Regions from separate parts of the Homo sapiens genome. Here all the other regions are linked to region 3. Evidence: read pairs that join two places in POLR2A ChIA-PET (ENCODE). Cell type or tissue: HepG2. All regions are shown on one strand. Each heading gives the region's core, and the rest is flanking DNA. Links, peaks and the distances in the headings are about the cores only. Region 1 overlaps TGFBI (transforming growth factor beta induced). Region 2 has its middle 40 kb from the start of TGFBI. Region 3 has its middle 18 kb from the start of LECT2. Region 4 overlaps TGFBI (transforming growth factor beta induced).

Evidence for each region. Peaks named below come from ENCODE experiments on the same cell type or tissue, not always from the same donor. Only the 100,000 strongest peaks of a DNase experiment are listed, where the experiment ranks them.
Region 1: POLR2A ChIA-PET joins it to region 3 with 10 read pairs; 9 of 35 experiments call an interaction of 5 or more read pairs at or near these places.
Region 2: POLR2A ChIA-PET joins it to region 3 with 10 read pairs; 8 of 35 experiments call an interaction of 5 or more read pairs at or near these places.
Region 4: POLR2A ChIA-PET joins it to region 3 with 31 read pairs; 9 of 35 experiments call an interaction of 5 or more read pairs at or near these places.

The regions. Positions count from the first base shown.
Region 1 is chr5:136,050,723-136,056,116 of GRCh38, reverse strand. TGFBI (transforming growth factor beta induced) reads right to left here. Exons shown (of 17, transcript NM_000358.3): 8 at 2,998-3,210; 9 at 2,037-2,174; 10 at 1,256-1,401; 11 at 301-437. Among named protein-coding and RNA genes, the nearest start is that of TGFBI, 24 kb to the right of the region's middle. RefSeq lists an enhancer at 1,686-2,885. In HepG2, for the core only: no CTCF peak of the experiment used is centred there; a DNase peak (open chromatin) is centred at 2,306.
Region 2 is chr5:136,065,923-136,071,300 of GRCh38, reverse strand. No RefSeq gene overlaps it. Among named protein-coding and RNA genes, the nearest start is that of TGFBI, 40 kb to the right of the region's middle. In HepG2, for the core only: a CTCF peak has its summit at 4,233; DNase peaks (open chromatin) are centred at 3,630 and 4,300.
Region 3 is chr5:135,970,674-135,976,067 of GRCh38, reverse strand. No RefSeq gene overlaps it. Among named protein-coding and RNA genes, the nearest start is that of LECT2, 18 kb to the right of the region's middle. RefSeq lists enhancers at 281-782, 2,414-2,708 and a silencer at 2,414-2,708. In HepG2, for the core only: no CTCF peak of the experiment used is centred there; DNase peaks (open chromatin) are centred at 1,647 and 2,507; H3K4me3 peaks cover 932 bases.
Region 4 is chr5:136,056,629-136,062,022 of GRCh38, reverse strand. It overlaps TGFBI (transforming growth factor beta induced), which reads right to left. Exons shown (of 17, transcript NM_000358.3): 12 at 5,228-5,358; 13 at 2,809-2,933; 14 at 1,087-1,189; 15 at 444-523. Among named protein-coding and RNA genes, the nearest start is that of TGFBI, 30 kb to the right of the region's middle. In HepG2, for the core only: a CTCF peak has its summit at 3,808 (motif pointing right); a DNase peak (open chromatin) is centred at 3,342.

The DNA.
Region 1 (5,394 bases), core at 493-4,492, 80 kb before region 3:
GAGCTTTACAATGAGAGGGTGATGTTTTCCTTGCACTTCAGTCATAAAAATGTAGTCCCCCCTCCCTGCTTCCCATGCATGTGAAGATTACACTCTTAGAAGTAACCCTTCTTCCCAATGTAAGCTTTCAAGGCGACCCTTGCCTTTTCCCCATCCCAAGTCTGGAAGGTCGCAGCAGTGCACTGCTAGTGTTAATTGAATCCCCAAGGTAGAAGAAAGCTTGACAAATAGCTGGGGCCCCACATCCCACTCCAGCATGACCACTGGGCAGAAGCTCCACCCGGGGATGGAACTAATTACCTAAAGCGATTGTCTCCCTTCAGGACATCCATGACAGTCCCCATTGGGGGGGTCAGCACCCGGTCCATCGTGAACAGGGTCCCGTACCTCCCCCTCTTGTCGTGGGCCGCGATGCAGCTGTTCTCAATGCAGAGGCTCTGCACAGAAGAGGGACAGAGAAAGAAAGGACTGGTTATACTTCCACGAGGGGCCTCCTGATTTGTTCAGAGCATGTAGCAGGGTCATTATCCATGAAGATGAAGGAGTATACACTGGGATGGGTTATTAAGGCTGGGATAAAATGATGTATTTTCTCCAGGAAATAAAACAATAAATGGTCTTCCTTAAGGAAAGAACGGTTAGAGAGGCCCCAATAAAGTCACACAGAGGTCCCATAATGAGAATATCAGTTACACATGAGGTCCATTGACAATGTTGAAATAAATACGTTGAACCCATTTATTTATTTCTTTGTTTAACAGATGATAACCATCTTTAGCCAAATGGTGCTGGTTGGTCCCAGGCAAGAGCTATGTTGAGTTGTACTTCCTTTTTGATTTCCAGGGTAACTGTTGGGTTTGAAAACAAAGAAGATACAGCAGAAGAGAGAAGGCACCTTTTGGACCAAGGAGGGCTGTATTTTAGTTTAGGGGGCTTCTCTTCTCATAAGCTCAGAAAGAGTCTGAACTCCATCCCTCCTCCCAGGTGTTAATTCCTGAATTCAAGAAGGACTTATTCCTTCACAATACAGGTTGGATAATTGTGTGGTTTATTCTCAAAGGCCTCCAGAAAAAGAGATTCCAATCCTTCTGCAGGATCTCATTTTGTTATCTATATTTTCCAGAAATTATTTCCTTCCTTGTCAGCAACCAGTTCTCATGCAAACTCCTGCTTATTGAGGACATTTTTTTTTACACTAATACAAGTCCCACAGTAAGGAGCTTCCCAGGAGCATGATTTAGGACCCAGAACTTACATTACGATAAACAAAAACTCTCAGTTTTTTGCCGCCCAGAGTTTCCAGGGTCTGTCCATGGTACAGATACTTAGAGGCCAGCTGGTCTTTAATTATGTGGTTCCGAAGCAAATTCCTTGTATGGGCATCAATTGGAGGGGTTCCATCTACAAGAAAGGGTGATGGTTAGGTCCAGAGAGATGTGCTCCTGCAATGAAGAGAGTGATGAGAGATAAATACAGTGAAAAAGCCCATCCCTCCTTGAGTTTGGAAACAGGGATTGAGAAACCAAGTGAAGCTGCCAATATTCCTTAACATCTGGTATCTTCTATGGAGAATTAAAGAAGATCCAGATAATCAAGGGTGTTTGGAGTTTTGCCCTAAGAGGGAAGGGCAGGCACGCACACAACTTGGCCCCCTTCTCTGCCTTCCTGGGGCTGCAGCTCAGCTGTACCCTCACTCTGACCTCTTGACTATACATTGGCAAGTGACCCTGCAAATAGAAAGGCAAGGGAATGCTCTGCTCTCCCAGATGTCAAGTCTTGAGTTCTGAGGAACGGCTGCCTCCCAGATGTCAAGTCTTGAGTTCTGAGGAACGGCTCCCCAAAGGCATTCTCTGCACTGCCTAATGAAACAACAGAGCCTCTGAAGTTTCTGCTGAAGTCACATCTGCTTTTGGTTGAGCTGAGTGGAAGTTCTAATGTCCCATGGGGTGCTGTAAATCGGAGAGTGTTGTGGAGGTGACAGGGGTGGGGAAGCTGCCTCCAGGGACAATCTAACAGGGATGCCTTCCCCATGTTACCTTTGAATACAGAATTCAGGGGAGCCAGGAGGGTCAACCGCTCACTTCCAGAGAGATGATTGCCGAGGCCGGCTTGTCTGAAAAGGTCAATGGCTGTGGACACATCAGACTCTGCAGCCAATTCAAATAGTGTCTTGGCTACAAGGAAGGAGAAAGTGGGTTCAAAAGTTAAAAGCGCTGTTTTCATTTATCATTCATCCACCCCAGGGCATGACACACATCAGCAGGAATGTCATCTCGTGAGTCAACAACCCCTCTAAACACTGCTGGGGCCCAGCGGGCTTGTGTCATCAGGGGAACAGTCACCTAGAAAATCTAACCAGTCAGGAGGAGAGGGAGGAGAGGTGAGCTCAGTTAGGCAGAGATCAGCCTCTGTCCCAGGCCCTGTGGGCTGCTTGGTCAGGGCACATTCTAACAATGGGAAGAAAGACAGTCTGTGTGATGGCTTCTGTGGTGTAGATAAGGCCAGCAACCACACCCATAGAAGCATTTTGTTTTTTCCTGTGAGATTCCTTCACTCATGGACAGATCTCACTGGAAGACTAGAATGGGGCTAGGATTCCTAATGAGACACAAGCCAAAGTCCATTCAGTCATTCTAACTGGGTCAGTGACCATGGGACAGCTTGGGCACTACTGAGAAAGCACATGCTCTGAGGTCAGCAAGTGGCCCTCTTTGCCCATGCACAGCAGGCAGATCTTCTGAAAGGCCTCTGTGATTGAGTCTGTCCCCAGACCCCTTCAATAGCTCCCCACTGCCTCTCCACTGCACTTGCAAGCCTGAAGCTCAAGACACATCAGTCTGGTCACAACCCACACATTTGCAGTGGCCGAGAAGCTGTGAGCTGGGTCCAGGCAGGGAAGTCGCCCAAAGATCTCTGAATTTCCCCTCCCCCGCCACAAAGGATGGCAGAAGAGATGGTGGGCCAGGCAGGGCCAAGGCCCCCGGAGGCCTGGCCTACCTGAGTCTGGGATGAGTAGCTCATCAATGTAGTGGATCACCCCGTTGGTGGCTAGGATGTCTTTATTGGAGATGATCGCCTTCCCGTTGATAGTGAGCATGTCCCCGCTGCAGCCCACCTCCAGTGTCGTGCCCTCCAGGGTCTCTACAGACAGCCCCGCAACGATGGCTTCAGCACACATAGCTGACTTCAAGATGTGGTTGTTCAGCAGGTCTGGGGTCCAAACAGACTCAGGTCAAGTCAGGGTCCACTCCACGATAACCTCAGGGACCACTTGCAGCCTGCCCATGCTGTGAGGATCCTGTTCTCTCAGATGAGGACCCTCAGATGAGGCTGGGGCACCACAGGGCCCAGATCCTCCTCGCCTTCTGCCTGCTGCCCTAGAAAACCAGCTGGGGCCCTGTGGCCACTTTCCAGCTGTGGGACCCTGGGAGAGTCATTTAGCCTCTTTGAACCTCAACTTCCTTATCAGTCAAGTGGACATAAGAATTGCATTCATCTCCTAGGGCTGCTGTGGGGATGACATGAAATTCTGAACCTAAAGCACTCGGCACGGGGCCTGACAACAGAGTAAATGCTCAACAAATGTTAGTGATTAGCTTATTTGTAGCTGAACTTCAGGGATACAAGAAAAACTCAAGAGAGCCTACCACGGGATTTTAGAAATCTACTCACCTTTATAAAAATGTAAACTGTAGTAGGAAAAGACGAAAAGTGTACAAATGACAGCTTTGAGTTATTTGTGTACACTTTATTTGTCCAGTTTTCTGTTCATTTAGCCCAAGGGTCTACTAGCTGCCAGGATATATCTTAAGGTTTGGTGATCAGTAAGACTTGGCCTTTGCCATCCCATTCACCACACCCATAAATAGTAAGTATAATAATTTATTTGCTTATCCAAGTGCTACTTTAGGGGGCAGGGCAGGGCTGAGGCCCAAAGGGGGCTCCTGACCCATCGTGACTCCTGCTGGTCTCCATTGCCTCGGAGAGCCCAGACAGGCTGGATGGAGGCAAATGCAAGGACCAGTCAAGGAGGAGGAGCCCCCCCCAACCCCAGGCTGAGCAGGTGGCCTGGACTGCTGCTCACCAAGGTCACCGAGGCTCTATGTCCCATATTCTCACCACGGAGGCGAGTTTCAATCTGATCCCAAGTGTGGGAACCAAAACCACACTGTCATAGGCAGGAGGAAGCTCTGAGGCCCTGCAAGGCATGGGGCTGCTGCAGACGAGTTGATGGCCTTGGAAGCCCGTGCTGGCCACATTCAGCCAGAGGGAAAGAAAAAGGGTGAGAAGGCCTATGGGAATGAGGCCTTGGGGATTGAGCTTCTTAGAGAAGGAAGGTGAAGTCCACGATGTGGTAGAGGAACCTGCCAGGGCCACTTGGAGGGTGAGCAGGGCCAGGGCTGGAAACTAGTCTTCAAACTGGACACACCACCAGCCCTGGCTGCTTCTCGCCTGCCTGCCTGCCAACCTGCCGGTAACAGCAGGAGACTGTTGGGTGTGGGGCAAGGACCTCTTCCTTCCAGTCTGCAGCGATGGCACCAAACAGAGTGTCCTTGCTCTGAACCAGCTGGTTAGTGAGTAGGAAAAGGCAGATTTGCAAAAGGGACGAAGTAGGGGCCTTTTTTTTCTTACAGTTTATAATAAGGAGTTTTTTTTGTTTTGTTTTGTTTTGTTTTGTTTTTTTCTTTTGAGAGAGTCTAGCTTTGTTGCCCAGGCTGGAGTGCAGTGGCATGATCTGGGCTTATTGCAACTTCTGCCTCCCAGGTTCAAGTGATTCTCCTACCTCAGCCTCCTGAGTAGCTGGGATTACAGGTGGCCACCACCACACCCAGCTAATTTTTGTATTTTTAGTAGAGACGGGGTTTTACCATGTTGGCCAGGCTGGTCTTGAACTCTCAGCCTCAAGTGATCTGCCCGCCTTGGCTTCCCAAAGTGCTGGGATTATAACCATGCCCGGCCTATAGTAAGGAGTTCTGAGGTCTCCAAAGCAAAGAATGTGCTCTGTGCAAATCATGTTTTAATAGGGAATACAGTTCTAAAAGCCTTTGGGCCCCTTAAGGCTATGTGTGTCCCAATGCCCGCCCTCATTCCCCATTTTGTGCTGTGAGTATCTCTGTCATTGCACTCACCAAATCAGATCCCAACAACCTGTTTTAAAGCCTGCCATTTCTACTAGGTCTTAAGTTTCTTGGAGGCAAAGGCTGTGCTGTATTCATTTTCATGGCCTCTGTCCCCAGTGCCGGCCAGGCGCATAGAGGTACCATAATCACCTGGACACGGAACAAATCCCGTCTTCCCATCTGTGCTTTCAGAAATATGCCCTTTCCCATCCCTGCACAGATAGAAGGAGAACACTTTAAATGTATAGATGTATAGGGTGTCTGAAATGCATTA
Region 2 (5,378 bases), core at 1,379-5,378, 94 kb before region 3:
CTATACCCCTTCTTTTCTCCTCCCTCCACTGTAGGAGGGACCAAGCCTTCTTCACTCCAAAGCTGGCTGAAAACAGCCCCTCTAGCAGGGCTTTTTCCCTCACCCTCCGATTCTGGAAGCCCAACTGAGAGCGGTCATCAGGGAAAGGTCCCTGCGTGCAGATGGCTTCCTTGAACTTGAATTATTCATAAGCTGTTGCCAAGAAGCCGCAGGGACTCACCCGCCCCACTGACAGGAGAAGAGAGTAGTTTTCCATCTGTTCACTCAAAAACTCATTTCCGCCCAAATGAGGACATTTAATCATAAGTCTTTCCCCTCTGTCTCTGCTACTCCCAAATCTCAGACTTTCTTCTAATAGAATTAGGATCCTGGGAATGGGGAAAAACCCTCCAAGCATGAAACTTCCTCCCCAGAAGGGTTAGAGGGTGGAGTCACCTGCTAAAGATGAAGCAGCCTTTCTGCAGTGTGACTCATCAGCCATTTACCTGTTCTCTGGGCCCAGATGTTCTCTCTGAGTTGGGGCCTGCTGACCCAGGGGTGACCTTTCTCAGTTAGGGAGTCTTAGCCAGAGGGGACCGAGGCACACATAGCTGGGCAGGAGGCTTCCCTGGGGATGGTGATGCTCATAAGCCACCCTGCTTTCCTGAGAAGACCCGAGGAGAGCTCTGGTTGCAGGCTTCCTCCAGCCCACATGCGTGAGAGACCCCAGAAGGATACCTCAAGGGTCTGGAGAAGCCTCCTCTTCCTTTTTTAGAGAGCAACAGGGGCCTGAGCCCACCTTGTTGACTGAAGGAGCCATTTGTTCTCTGGAAACACACCTTGTTGACTGAAGGAGCCATTTGTTCTCTGGAAACCAGGCTCTGAGATAACACTTTTTGAATACGTACTGTGTGCCAGGCCCTATGCTAGGCACTGGGCGGAGGAGTCCCTACATACCTTTGAGCAGCTCACCTCCTAGCAGGGAAGGCCAAACAAGAAGTAGGGAATTAACCCAAATAAGTCCTTAGGGCTATGGCGGCACATGTACGGGGGTTTAGAAGAAAGAGCTGCTGATCTGACATGAAGGGTAAGACTGAACAAGTAGACTTCCAGGTTTTCATATGCCTGTGGGGTTCTCAATCCCTGAAAAATGGCATCCATTCAAGCACTCACAGCAGAAAATGTATCCTTCTCTCCTGCCCCCTTTCCTCCCAGCCCAGAGTCAGTCCTCTCATCTCCCCCGAGAATGCTCTTGCCGTGGTTCCTGATGACATGCACATGGCTAAACCCATCGGACACATCAATAATTCATCTGAGTTGATGCTTGTCCTTAAAAGGCTATCCTTCCTCAACTTCCAGGATTCCATACACATATTATCAGACCCCTTTGCAGGTTTTTCTTCCTCTTCCAGATCTCCAAATGCTGGAGCTACCCAAGGCTCTGTCTCAGGCTCTCTTCTCTCTCTACACTCTCTCCCTGGGAGATCACATCCAGTCACTCTTTTTAAATAGCACCTATATGTACTAACTCCCCAACACTCCATCTCAGCTTAGACCTCTTCCTTGACTCTAGGTTTGAATATCTAACAGCTTTTTTTAACATCTCACTTGGATTTTTAATTGGCTTTCCAAACTTAAACTATCCAAAGGAGACTCTTAGTCTTTTTTTTTTTTTTTACCAGTAGCTTCTTCCCTGCTCTGAATTTTAGGAAAAAAAAATGGCATAACCCTTTAGCTGGCTGTTTAAGGCAAAAACCTTGGTACCGTTCTTGAATCCTCCCTTTCTCTCATGTTCCTCCTCCAACCCCTATTCTAGTCCTATCTGTTCTACCTCCAAAATATGTCTCAAGTTCCTCTGTGTCCTTCCATCTCTAGTGCCACCACCCTGGTCCTCCATCATGTCTTGCCTGGATGACTGTAACGGCCTCCTAATTGGCTTCCCAGCTGCTACTCCTACCCTCCACTTCAACCCACTTTCCACACAAAAACCAAAACAATCATTTAAAAACATATTTAACAATTAAGAAGACAATTCTATGTATAATAGCATCACAAAGTATAAAACACTTAAGAATCAATGTAGCAAAGGATATGAAAGACTTGTACACTGAACACTGCAAAAAATTGTTGAGATAAATTAGAGAAGACACAAATAAATGGAAAGACATCCCATGTTCATGAATTGGAAGACTTACTATTATTAAAATGTCAATAGTACTCAAAGTGATCTGCAGATTCAATATAATCCATATCAAAATCCTAATGATATATTTGGCAGACAGAAAAAAATCTACCCTAAAATTCATACAAAATCTCAAGGAATTTCCAATAGCCACAACAATTTTGAAAAAGAAGAACAAAGTTGAAGGACTCATACTTACTAATTTTAAAACTTACGCCAAGGCTACAATAATCAAAACAGTGTGGTACTGGCATAAAGACTGACATACAGACCAATGGCATAGAGTAGAGAGCCCAGAAATAAACCCTTGCCTGTATGGTCAAATAATTTTCAACAAGGGTGCTGAGATCATTCAATGGAGAAAGGACAATCTTTTCCCAGCACTGGGTAGCCACGTGGAAAATGGGGTAGCCACATGGAAAACTGGGTAGCCACATGGAAAAGAATGAAGTTGGGCCCTTTCCTTATTTCATATACAAAAATGAACTAAAAATGAATAAAAGGCCTACATGTAAGAACTAAAATTCTTAGAAGAAAACAGGAGAAAAGCTTCATGACATTAAATTTGGCAATGATTTCTTGGACATGACACCAAAAGCACAGGCAATAAAAGAATAAATAAATATTGTGAACTTCATCTAAATTAAAGATGTTTATGCATCAAAGGACACTGTCAACAGAGTAAAGAGGCAACCCACAGAATGGGAGAAAATATTTGAAAATCATATATCTGATAAGGAATCAATATCAGAATACATAAAGAACTCCTAAAATGTAATAACTAAAAAAGAAAAAAAAATTTTTTAAATGGGCAAAGGAATCAAATAGACATTTCTCCAAAGAAGAAATATAAATGACCAATAAGCACATGAAAAGAGGCTCAACATCACTAATCATTAAAAAACAAAACAAAATCAAAACCACAATGAAACATCACTTCACATTCAATAGAATGGTTATTACCAAAAACCAGAAAATAACAAGTATTAGAGAGGATGTGGAGCAACTGGAATCCTTGTGCACTGTTGGGGGGAATGTGACATAGTGCAGCCACAATGGAAACACTATAGCAATTCCCCCCCCTCCCAAATTAAAAATAGAATTACCATATGATTTATCAATTCGACTTCTGGGTATAACCAAACTAATTTAAAAGAGGGACCAAACTAATTTAAAACAGGGACTCTGACAGACATCTGTACACCCACATTCATTGCACCGTTATTCACAAGAGCCAGAAGGTAGAAACAAGCCTAATGTACATCAAAAGATGAGTGAATAAACAAAGTGAGTGGTATATATATGCAATGGAATATTATTCAGCCTCAAAAATGGAGGAAATTCTGACACACACTACAACATGGATAAGCCTTGAAGATATTATGCTAAGTGAAATAAGCCAGTCGCAAAGAACAAATACTGATTCCACTTACATGAAATACCTAGAGAACTCCAATTCATAGAGACAGAAAATAGAACAGAGATTATCAAGGGCAGAAGGGAAGGGAGAATGGGTAGTTAATGTTTAATGGAACAGATCAGTTTTGCAAGATGAAGAGATTGGTTGCACAACAATGGGAAATGTACTGAATACCACTGAATTGTATACTTAAAATAGTTGAAGTGGTAAATTCTATGCCATGTATATTTTACTAAATATAAAATATATATCTGATCATTGCACACCCCTCTCTATCTCCCTCCCCCAACTAAAACCCTCCAGTGGCTTCTCATTGTCTTAAGGATAATGTCTAAAATTCTTAATACTAATTATGATAGTACTTAGCCTATGAGGCCCAGTACAGTCTAGCTCCCAAACCTCTCACCAGAGGAATTGTCTCTCTTCTCTCTAGCCACACAAAACTCTCTCACATTTTCTCAGAGCCTTTATGACACTGTTCTTCAGACTGAATTCTCTTCCCCACCCTCTTCATTCTTCAGGTCTCAGTGACCTCCATCGCCTCCCCAAGTGATGGGGAGCTCCAGCACTGCAGGGACTGTTAGGGCCTGCATGGGTGACAGGGTGTAGCAGCTCCAGGGAGCCTCCTCTAACAGGCCTGAGGCCAGAGCTCCAGCTGCTGCCTTCCACCTCCAGGTCCTGGAGTCCTCTCCCCAACCACAAGTGGGTGTGCTGTGCCTGTTTTCTCTGCCTAAGGCTGTGTCTTCGGTTTCCCATGCAGGGGTGTGTGTGCATGCATGCATGTGTGTGTGTGTGTGTGTGTGTGTGTGTTTGTGTGTGTGAATGAATGTGCGTGTGTATAGAGGTTGTCCCAGACTCCTCCCCTCTCCACCCACCACTTATTCTCTGGGCTGGCTCTCTGGCTTTCTGGAATGGATGAGTTTCTTTCCCTGCCAGATAGGGATGGCCCAAGGTGGCCTCATTTGACTTCTCTGGACAGGGCTTCGGGCCCATCCCTCATTCCATGACTTTCTCTCCTGGCTTTGAAAAGAGTTCTGAGCATAATATTCCAGGCATCTCTTCTAAGAGCATAACACTGAATTATGCTTTCAAGCACAGAGGTATTTTCCTCTCTTTTTTTCCAGACATGAGTTCTGGGGCACTCGTGGCTATTGCTAATTCTTAATGCCCTGGCACCATAGAAACAAGTTATGTTCTAGGCTGTGCAAGCAGAGACCTGGCCTGCAGGGGCTTCTCTGGAGGGTAGGGGGTTTTGAGCCCTTCTGACCACCTGGCATTCATGTCTGCTTGTCCATGGCTGCCTTGACTACCCCTCCTGGCCTCTGGTATAGTTGAGCAGAAGGGAGAAGCGTGGTTAAGAATGGCTGGATTTGTGTTTCAGCCTCTTCTTATTCTGTGACCTGGCAAACTACTTTAGCTCTCTAAGCTTCTATTTCTGCAGCAGTAAAATGAGAATTTTAATAGTACTTACCTGTGTCATAGTATCAGTGCAAGTAATAGAAAAAATAATGCACATAGGTGCATAGCCCAATACAGCAGGCCTCTCTGGCCCCATGGCTGAGCTGGCCTCTCAGTTGGCCAATGTGGCCAGGTTTAGGCCACCCCTGTCCCCTGTGTGGGAAAGGCATACCCCATCCTGGGAGGCCTCAGGGCCCAATGCTGAGGGTCTTTGCAGTCCTCTCTACATCCCAGAAAGCTTTGTATTCCCAGAGTGACAGCAAAGACAGAAGTGGACTAAGAAGAGCCCATTCCCCTTCTTCCTCTCCTTCCATTTCCTTGGTTGGGGCTCAGTGGTCA
Region 3 (5,394 bases), core at 463-4,462:
TGTGCTTTAGGTGAATGTGAAACATACAATGGAAAAATCTCTGTTACACGTATTCAGCCCCGGAGCTCCCGTGATTCCCAGAGAGTGGGTATTAGAAGTGATCCCAAAGAGACCGCCCCTGGGAAGGGAGAATGGATATAGATGACAGCCTCCTGGAGTCAAGGTCAAACAGTCATCACTTAACTTGTCTGAGCTTCAGTTTTAGCACAAGCAAAGAGCAAGAACAAATGAAGCAGTAAGTGCAGAAGCGAAAAGGTGCTTTGTTCTCTTTAAAAGAAGCACACTGAGGAATGAAGTCCCCTGAACTGCTAAATGGAAGATTTACATGCAATCCTTCTGCCTTTGGCGAGGCAAAGTTTTTTATTTTTTTAAACAACAAACTTTTGGGAAGAAAGGAACAAACTGCAACTTTTGACAATGAAAAAATATTCCAAAATATTTGATATTGAGCAACAAAAGCACTCAGCCATTTAATAGGTGATTGGTGTTTCAAAAACCATGGGTAAAAAAATCTCTTTCAGCTAACATGGCTCTTAAATGATCCATTGGAACAGGCTTTGTTATTCGTTATTGAAAATGTGGAGATCTCGCTAACCTGAGTTTCTCTCCCTTGGTGGGAGTCTCTCTGCTTGCTCCAGCATACCACCCACTCTTCGCTTTTCTCTGGTAGCCCTTCTGTTTCTGTATGGTTTGGCCCTGGGAAAATAAAGACACATGCAGAGTGCTCACAAAATGCAAAACATGCTAATGAATGTGGGAATTAGGGATGTTTCCCTGGCTCAATCCTTTCATTACGTCTTATTTTTCCTGTAACTCCTCATCAAAACTTTAAATTAAACAGGCCATATGGAAAAAGCTTTCAATGAGATTGTAATTAGGTATATAAAGCTTTCATAAATTAAACCAAGAACAGGAAATTTTTTTTGAAATCCCATGAAGGCACTCACAGCGGCAGGCTCCTATGGCACGCCAAGCTCTGCTCCTGTTCTAGTTCAACTCCTGAAGTCAAAGGACATAGTCAAAGTCTTGCTCCTGAACCAAAGGCACTACAATGGTTTGTTTGACGGTTAGCTCTCTGTGTCAACTTCGCTCCGCCATGGTACCTAGATATTTGGTCAAATGACAGTCTAAATGTCACTGTGAAGGCATTTGTAAGATGAGATTAACATTTAAATCAGTAGGCTTTGAATGAAGCCGATTACCCTTCATGATGTGAGTGGGCCTCATCCCATCAGTTGTAGGCAATAAGAGAAAAAAGATGGAAGGCCCCCAGGAAAGAGGGAATTCTTCCTCTAGACTGCCTTTAGATTCCAAGATGCAACATCACCTCCTCCCTGGGTCTCCTAGCCTGACACCTGCCCTGCAGAGTTTGGGCTTGCCACCTCCCACAACTGCATGAGCCAATTCCTTAACATAACTGTATTTATCTATCTACCTATCTATAAATATGTATAGCTCCTATTGGTTTTGTTTCTCTAGAGAACCCTAATACAGATGGGTGCTCTTTTGTTAATTGCAAGAGAAAACATCATCTCCAACAGAAAGAAACTGTCTGAACTTGAAATCACAGAAGATGTTTCCAGGCTAGGACTGTTACATTTTCCCTGAAAATTTCTGTTTACCCTGTTGCCTGGCTAAAGTTCAATTTAGGTAGGGTGATGCACTCTGAAGGTCACATTTTCTCTCTTTTATGTCCAGCAGATCCAACCAAGTTTCTTTCCTTGACAGTTCTTATTTAGCAATAACAGAAGGGATTGTTTTATATCTGATATATGTGCTCATAAAAAATTTTAAAGTAAACTTTGAAAACAGATAAAAACATGAATGTATTTAGTTCTTGCCCAAATGCTTTTAAACCTCCAATAATTAGTTCCCTATTCTCTCTCATAGCAGCCAGCAGAAATATTCCTGGAACAATTCCAGATCTCCCTAGAGTCAAATGAAATTCAGAAACTCCAACTTTATTGTTGGAAACAGGGAAGTAGGGGGCTTAGGCTTGGCTCCCAATGCCCTCTACAATGCTTCACAGGCTCAGTGAGCTACAGGACACCCAGCACTTCCTCCACTTGTCTCCCTTTTCCTGGGTCCATGCTCACCCTCATTCTCACCTCAGGGCTTGACCCCTCCCAGGTTCTCAGTCTTTACTGGCTTGCTTTCCTCCTTACCCACCTTCATGTTCTTTCTGTGCAGAGTTCAGTGGCATGCGCACTGCACACTGGGTGTGGGAATGACTGAGTTGTTGAAAGGTGAAGTAGTATTGTAACCAACTGTGACAGTCCTTCTTGCCAGTTTCTTCTTTCAGGAGGTATCAGTAGCAGGAGAGGGATTTTCATGCCTGAACTGGCTACCTTCATTTCTTCCATTATCATTGTTGAGTTACCACTAGCTTAAGATGTTCCACTGGCCTGAGTCAATCAGAACAATGGTGCCAAGAATGTGTGTGTTGTAACCTCTGGCAACTCTCTGACTATGTCTGTGTGTGGTGTAATTTCAGGGTTCAAAGCTCAGTGGACCAAACACATCTGTTTACCATGGTCTGGAGTAATGTAAGTCTGTTTCCCTAGGTGGCCCCGGGCTGTTTGCTTTCTGCTGGTCAAAGTACTAGCACATGGTGAAGCTAAGTGAGGAACTATGCCCACTACAGTTCTGTAAGTATTTGATAGAATGAAGATTTTCTATTGACTGGGGCTTAGTACATTCTGAAATCTTAGAACCACATGGTCAGTTTCCACACAAAATTCTCAGACAGAATTTTAAAACTAAGAAACTCTCATTTGAATACAACAGTTTTAAATAACGAGTAATTGTAGAGTCTCTTGATTGCCTATTTGCACCCAATGGGATGTAAAAAGCCATTTTTGGTAAAAGTTTGTGTCTAATTTAAACATCATAGGCTAGAGTAATATTATTTTATTTCATGTAAATGATCATCAGTCAGTTTTTTTGGGCCAAAAGATATGACAGAGACAGAGAGTTAATCAGTTCACAAGAATTCTTGAGAGCAACTTTAGGTAAATATGAATAGTTGTAAGCTGTAAAGGTAGACGATGTAATTTACCAAGTTATAAGAGATAATCTCCTTTTGGTTCTCTTCCTTTAGCACTCGGTAGGTAGAAAGAGGGAGGACACTTACATTCTACATATGTTCTACATATGAACATTTGTACATTTTACATGCATACTTTCCGTAGGGTTGTGGATCTGGTTGTGAGATACAGTCACACAACTTCATGTAAGTACTGAATACAGAGTGGAGATGTCTACTGCTAGTAGAGTTCAATGTCTTTGAAGTTTTATATTACATCCTTACTAAGTTATGTAGATTTTTGCATCCTATTCCATAAAATGTCCAAATTAGTTTTAATATAAAAATAATGGTCATGGATACCAGCAAAAATGGTAGAGTAAGAACCTCTAAAAATTCCATCTTTCATAAAAATAATAAGAAACAGGCAAAAATTGTCAGCATCAACTTTTTCAGAGCTCTGGAAATGAACTAATCCTGGGAGCACTTACTGAACAAAAATGGCTGAATCTTGCTAAGAACAGTAAGTTTTGTGGTATTTTGACTCGGTAAAAACCTACCCACTGCTTACCAGCCTACCTTTGAAACCAGTAGCCTGGCAGCAACTGGCAGAAGCAGAATAGAGCTTGAGCTCTTTTAAAGCTCATTTCCAAGAATTGTCATTATTTGACTGTCAGTATGTCTTTCAAGGACCCCACTTGAAGGCTGTCTGTTTTTGAACTGACTTGGAGCTTGCCCTGTCCAAATAGCCTTTCCCTCAGAGTGGTTGTTGAAAAACAATTACAAACAACTGCTTAAATCCACAGCTGCTTGAGATGGTGAATAAAAGTTGGGGTAAACAATAGACTAACTAAAAAGCATAAAAATAAAAAATAAGCTGTCCATAGGGACTTTGAAAAACTCCTACATATTCCTGGGAATTAAAAGAACAAAGTCATGTGTCCATGCCTAGAGCTGTGCAGGTGCTCAGGAAAGACATGAGAAGGCCCTAAGGCATTAACTTGGGCTGACTTTGATGCTTTGCACAAGCAGGGAGTGAAGGCTTAGACAGAGCTGTAAACTGCCTGGCTGAATGTTGAAGGCATCCCCTAGCACACACAATAAACCCCTAAGCAAAGACAGGGATACTTATTGATTCCAGGTGTTTAGGAAAAGTTCTGCCTAAATATTAACTGGCCAAACATAAGCAGACACTTTAGTGGCCACACATGACAAAGATTATGGACGTTATAGAATTGGTTCAGAAAGGTCAGTAAACAAACTAAATCAACAACTACAATAAAACAGAAACAACAACAAACCTTGGAGACTTGGGAAGGGTGGGGGAGGGAATATGATTTCCAGAATTGCCACATGATATTATTTTAAATATTGAGTTTTCAACAAAGATGTATGAGACACACAAAGAGGCAAGAAATTATGGCACATACAGGAACAAAAGCAGCCAATAGACATTGTCCCTTTGGAAACCAGATGTTGCACATACTAGACAAAATACTGTCAGTTACTTAAAATATATTCAAAGAACTAAAGGAAACCATGTATAGAGAACTAAAGGAGAGTGTGAGAAAAATGTCTCACAAAATAGATAATACCAATAAATAGAAATTACATATAAAAAAGAATGAAATAAAAATTCTAAAGTTTGAAAGCACAATAACTGAAAAACCTTCCCGAGAGAAGCTCAATAGAAGATTTGAGCAAATAAAAGAAAGAATCAACAAACTTGAAGATGTGTTAATTGAGATTATCCAGGATGAGGAACAGAAAGAAAAAACAATGAAGAAAAATAAAGAGAGCCTCAGAGACCTGTGCGACACTCTGTAGCACAAGAATATATGCATAATGGGAGGTGTCTAGAAAGATAGGAGAGAGAGAAAGCAGTAGAAAGAGTATTTAAAGAAATAATGGTTCAAAGTTTTCCAAATTTGATAAAAACCATTAATCTTCATATCCAAGAAGCTCGAGAAAATTGAAGTAGGGTAAATTCAAAAACTCAAAGATGACACATTATAATCACATCATTGAAAGACAAATCTTGAAAACAAGAGAGAGAGACTCATCTCATATGAGAGATTTTCAGTGAAGTTAACAGTTGATTTATCATCAGAATCCATAGACGCCAGCAGTGAGATGACATAGTACTGAAAATACTGAAAGGAGGAAAAAATCTTTCAGCCAAGAATTCTATATCTAGCAAAATTATCTTTCAGAAATTAAAGATAAACAAAAACAGATAATTTCGTGCAAGCAGATCTTGCCTGCAAGAAATGCTAAGGAACTCCTTTAGGCATAAATGAAACAACACTAGATAGTAACTTGAATCTACATGAATAAAGAACACCGGTAAAAGTAAGTACATACGTAAA
Region 4 (5,394 bases), core at 899-4,898, 86 kb before region 3:
CCAGAATACATACAGTGCCCAGGAGAGCCCCAGCCTCACCCAGGATGGGCAATGCCATGGACAGCAGAAGAGTGACCCAGAGGCCCCGGCTCAGGGCAGGCCTGGCCACTGTAAGATGAACTTGGGATGGGCTGCCCTCTTGGGCAGATGGCTTCCAGAGCTATGTCTGTTCTCTCCAGCAGTGACTTCCCCATGATCTGAGGCTCAGAGGCCTCGGTGTGAAAGCCTGCGCTTTGGCCCATGAAAGCCAGGGAGTTGCCTTGGTTCTTTACTCTGAATTTGACACAGGCTGGGGCTGAGGATGCCTCAGTGGGAGTGGGGAGAAGTTTTAAGAGAGCCCTGGGGAGCAGCCAAGGAAGACAGGGGCTGGAGAGGCTCCTCTATGGCCCAAACAGAGGACCTGAGGCTGCTCAGGCTAGGCGCAAACCTAGCAGGCATCTTACCCTGGAAAACGCTGATGCTTGTTTGAAGATCTCAAGCGCAGAGTCTGCAAGTTCATCCCCTCTTTCCTGAGGTCTGTTGGCTGAAGAGGAAAGAAAAGGCAGGTTTGACCAGAGTGAAACCATTAGCATGTCATTCATAACAACCGTGACTGAGGGGCACTGGTGGGCTTTCTGGCTCACATTTCCAAAGACATGTTTTCTCCATAATGTTTCATAACTCATGGTAGAACTTGGCCCATGGGGAGAGAGCACCAAGAAAGGTGAATGCACACATGAGGAGAGGCAGGACTGAGGTTCAACTGCACTGGAGGCAAGGAACATACACTGAGGTGAGATGCTGTAAGAGGAGTGCTGGGAATCGCGCGGACAGCATCCACGCGAATACAGAAAACTGGGCTGTGTCCGAGGGGAGCTAATATAGCTGGGCAACTCCGCAAAGAGCAATGTGTCCTCACATTCCTTAGTGTGGTGCATTCAAAACCAACAGCTCCCAATTCACTCTGCAATCAGTCACATAGGCACAGTTTAACTATCACAATTACATGTTATTCTCATCATTGTTTAGAACAGTTTTTCTTCTCTCCACCAACTGCCACATGAAGAAAAGGACTGGCTGCAGAGTCAGTGGGGATGCGACACTTACCTGGAGGCTGCAGAACATTGGTGATGACATGGACCACGCCATTTGTGGCCATGATGTCAGGCTCGGCAACAGGCTCCTTGTTGACACTCACCACATTGTTTTTCTAAAAGAAAAACAGAGTAGTGGTTGAAAGTAGAGCATTTATTTATACATTTATATATTTATTTTATTCATTCAGCAAGTGTTTACTGAACAGTTTTCGTTTTTTTCCTTGTTCTTTGTTTTTGAGATGGAGTTTCAATCTTGTCGCCCAGGCTGGAGTGCAGTGGCATGATCTCGACTCACTGCAACCTCCGCCTCCTGGGTTCAAGTGATTCTCCTGCCTCAGCCTCCAGAGTAGCTGTGATTACAGGCATGTGCCACCACGCCCAGCTAATTTTGTATTTTTAGTAGAGATGTGGTTTCACCACGTTGGCCAGGCTGGACTTGAACTCCTGACCTCAGATGATCCGCCCACTTTGGCCTCCCAAAGTGCTGGGATTACAGGCATGAGCCACTGCACCCGGCCTACTGAACACTTTTCATATGCCAAGTCCTGTGTTAGACTGGGGATACTCTGGTGAATGAAACAGTCCCTGCCCTTGACAGACCTTCAGTGTGGTGGATTAATTCAAATCTCCTGTGTGGATTTAGCACTTTGCAATTTACATAATGCTTTTTTGTGTGATCCACTCAGTCCTCACAGCAGTGTATGATAAGGAGAGTAGATATTATTGTCCCATTCCACAGAAGAGGAGACTGAGACTGAGACTGAAGACAGGCGAAGTGCCTCTTTTAAGCTAAGTAGGTGGAACAGCTGGAAATGGAAGACAGGCTTCCTGCTCTGGGCAAAAGGCTCTTTCCATTTTGCCTGGGTGCCTCACTTAAGATTTTCTCATAGGAGGCCCACCCAGGGCAAATCTATCTCAGGCCTTCCTGAAGGGCCATGTGACAAACTCAAGGGGGTAGGAGGCACAGAAGCCTGTGACAGACAGGACCCCAGCATCTGAAACCAGGTGCGAGGAGATTCTTGAATGACCTGCTAAAGTCAAACAAGTCATCCCCGTGCCTACCTCCCTACATGCATATCTTCCTATGCTCCTCGTGAGAAACTGGTGAGCAATGGATGGCTGAAGACCAAGAGAGAGGAGCAGAGAGTAGAAGCCAGCCACACACTGAAGAGCGGTCCCTCCACAGAGGGGTCAGTGGCCTCTGCAGGTGCAGCCAGGGAGATTTCTGGAGCTCGGCTGGCTATCTGCTTTAGGAACACTCTTAGTGCAGTTACAAAGTTATATCATCAATGTGCAGAGCAAGGGAAGGCTCACAGAGCAAGTGTCAGAACTCAAAAAGCCTCTTGGGATGGTCTGGTTCATGGTACAACTCAGTGAAGCCCTGGGTTTGGGGGGTGGGATGGTGTGAGTACAGACTGATCTCTTCAGTCACATAACTAGTTGCCTACAACCTCCTTAAGAGAAGGAAGATCTAATAGCCTCTCTCAGATGCCAAATCAGATGCTCTATTCCCTTGTAAATCTGGAAGTTCTTACTCATGTCTAACTATGATCTCACTTGATTTCCCTGAAGACCCTCTTCTCTTTTCTCTTTTTCTTTGGACGAATTACACTCAGAGATTCGGGCTGCAACTTGAAGGTTGTGTGTGTATAATTCCATCCTGGGGGTGAGATATGTCCTGGAGCCCTGCCCTGGGGAAATTTAGCCAGCCTTTGATTTGCAGGACACTTACCAAGCTGACTTCCAGCTTGTCACCTTGGAGAGACTTTAGCCGCACCAGGGCCCCGATGCCTCCGCTAACCAGGATTTCATCACCAATGTGGTATTTCAGGATGTTGGCAAGTTCCTTGGCATCTCCTGCAGGTTGCGGGAAAAGGAGATAGAGTTAATCCCAAGAATGGTAATTAGCCTGGTCAAGGAGGGCCCAGAGGAGAAGATGTAAGTGGTCACCCCTGAAATGAAGAACTCCCTGCCCAGGGAATAAGCACTTATTAAGCTCCCACTGTATACTCAACGTTGTGACCCACAATCTGTCTAATGGTCAGAGGACACAAAGCACATGTTCATGACCACAAATCTGCCCCAGCAGTCAGTTGGCCTCTGGGTTAAATATGCTGTCTGGGATGCTGGGCTCCCTGGCTGCTGAGAAGGAGTTAATCCATACTCCTCTGTGAGTATGACTCATGTTTCCATGAGATAAATATTTGCTTGGAAAGCCAGGGACCTTTCCAGCACCGGCATCTGGGACGTTTCATCATCAGCATGGCTCCTGACGGTTATAACACAGTAGTGCAATATTTACACATTCTGCCCTCAAATGCACATTCTGTTTGAGATGGCTATTTCCTGAAGGGAGAACTTAAAAGAGTAGACAGCTGTACTGTGGAGGAGCCATGGAGCCGATGAGGTCAGGGCTGAGGGGGATATTCCCTCCGCAGCATCTCTCCTCGTCACGTCTCAGCATTCCTTTCAGCCCACATCAGTGTCTCCAGCAACTGGGGCAGGCATCTGGTTGCCCATAAAGGTGCAGAGGCATTTCCCAAATTAAGTGTGGGAGGTCATTCCGAAAGTTTCCAGCTGCCCTCTCATCTCGGATACTCCCATTACCAGCCAAAGGGCTAAATTTCCCCAGGGCTTATGAACAGCTATTTCCAGCATCTTGAAACTGAGAAGGGAGGAAGTTTTAACTTATTTTGGAGAGTTCACTTGGTTATTGACAAATCCACATGCCTGCCAGAGGATGGAGCCACTGGGTACCAACTGATTTTCAAACATCCACAACCTGGAGCTGACAAGGTTCCCCTTCCACAAAATATTGCCTGGAAGTACAGAGCCACACCAGCCCCTGGGGTGCATGGGATGTCCTTTCAATATCTCTAACACCTGTACCAACCTCTAACACTCTCTGTCCCCCAGGGGTGCCTCAGGCCTGGGGGAGGGTGTGTTTGGGAAGCTTTTCCCATCCCCCTCCTCAACTCCCACATAATTGAAAACAAAAAGAAAGCCAAGCTGGCTCAGGCCACTTGGGGAATATTCCATTCTTGCTGGACAGAGAGAGGATGAAAAGTTTATGTTCAGAATGAACTTCTCCCCTCTCCTTAGGAACATACGTCAGCATCACAGACACAGGCATTCATTTAGCAATAAAGAAAATTAAACAGGACACGAATTCAACTTAGAGCTGCCTGCAACCTGAACTTTCTATTCTGCTCTAGAGCAGGAAGGGAGGTGTAGACAATGTGGGCCCCAAGGTTTGTCAAGGTCCTTCCTCTTCCTCCTCCTTTTCCTTGGTCTCATCTTTCTGTGAGAGTGGAAGCATCTCTCACAGGCATGCATCTGAGCTAAACACTGCAACTCCCATTCCTGCTCCCCCCGCCCCCATCGTCATGGCTATTACTGACCAGGCTGTCTGCCTGGCCCTGTGTGTGGCATCCTATTTAATCCTCCCAACACAGGCTGCAAGATACTCTTACCTTCCTCATTTTTCTTAGCCACCCGTAACCACTAGATCCCCTGCCAAACATCCTCAACTAGATCTCTCAGAGCCATGACTAACTTCTTGGGAAAGCTTTTGTCTGGAGGGATAGTCAGTGCAGGTAACTGGCTTTATTATCACTGTGCTCATAGGTCTCCAGTGGGAAACGTGCCTCAGTGACTGGGCTGGTCGCAGCCACCCTTAATTCTTTTCTACTCCTCTCTGCCCGGTTTCCTGCCCAGGAGGCTGAGCTCTATGAACTGCATCAGTGGGCTCCCTCCTGCTCTCGCATCAGCCAACAAGAGACCCAGATGGCAACTGTCTGAGAGGGAGGCTGGGGCGCTGAGTGGTCCCCCTTGCATGGTTCTGACAGTGGCTGGCTGCACATGGCTCTGGCTGCTGTTCTGTGCCCTTGTCCAAGGCTCATGACCTCCCTGGTTCCTGCTCTCATCCTCCCATTCCCCCAGGCCTAGGGGTAGTAAAGGCTTCCCAGGGTTGCTAGTCCCTGGTTGGCCTCATCCTTTGCTAGTTCCTTTAGTCCCGCCCACTCTTTCACTAATAGTCTTGTCATAAAATCCCTTCAAGTCAATCCTTGATGTGCCAACTGTTTGCTGCTGGGGCCCTGAGGGATCACTACTTTAGAAAAATGGAGACGTGTACTTAAGTTGGTCTTTACCCAAGAGTCTGCTCCGTTCTCTTGGTGGCAGGGCTCGGAAGGCTTCATTTGTGGGAGCAAAGACTGTGTAGACTCCTTCCCGGTTGAGGGTCTCCGTCAGTCCTGCAGACTGGATGGCAGCTACCAGCATGCTGTAGATACACACACAGAAAATGTCACCTGTCAAC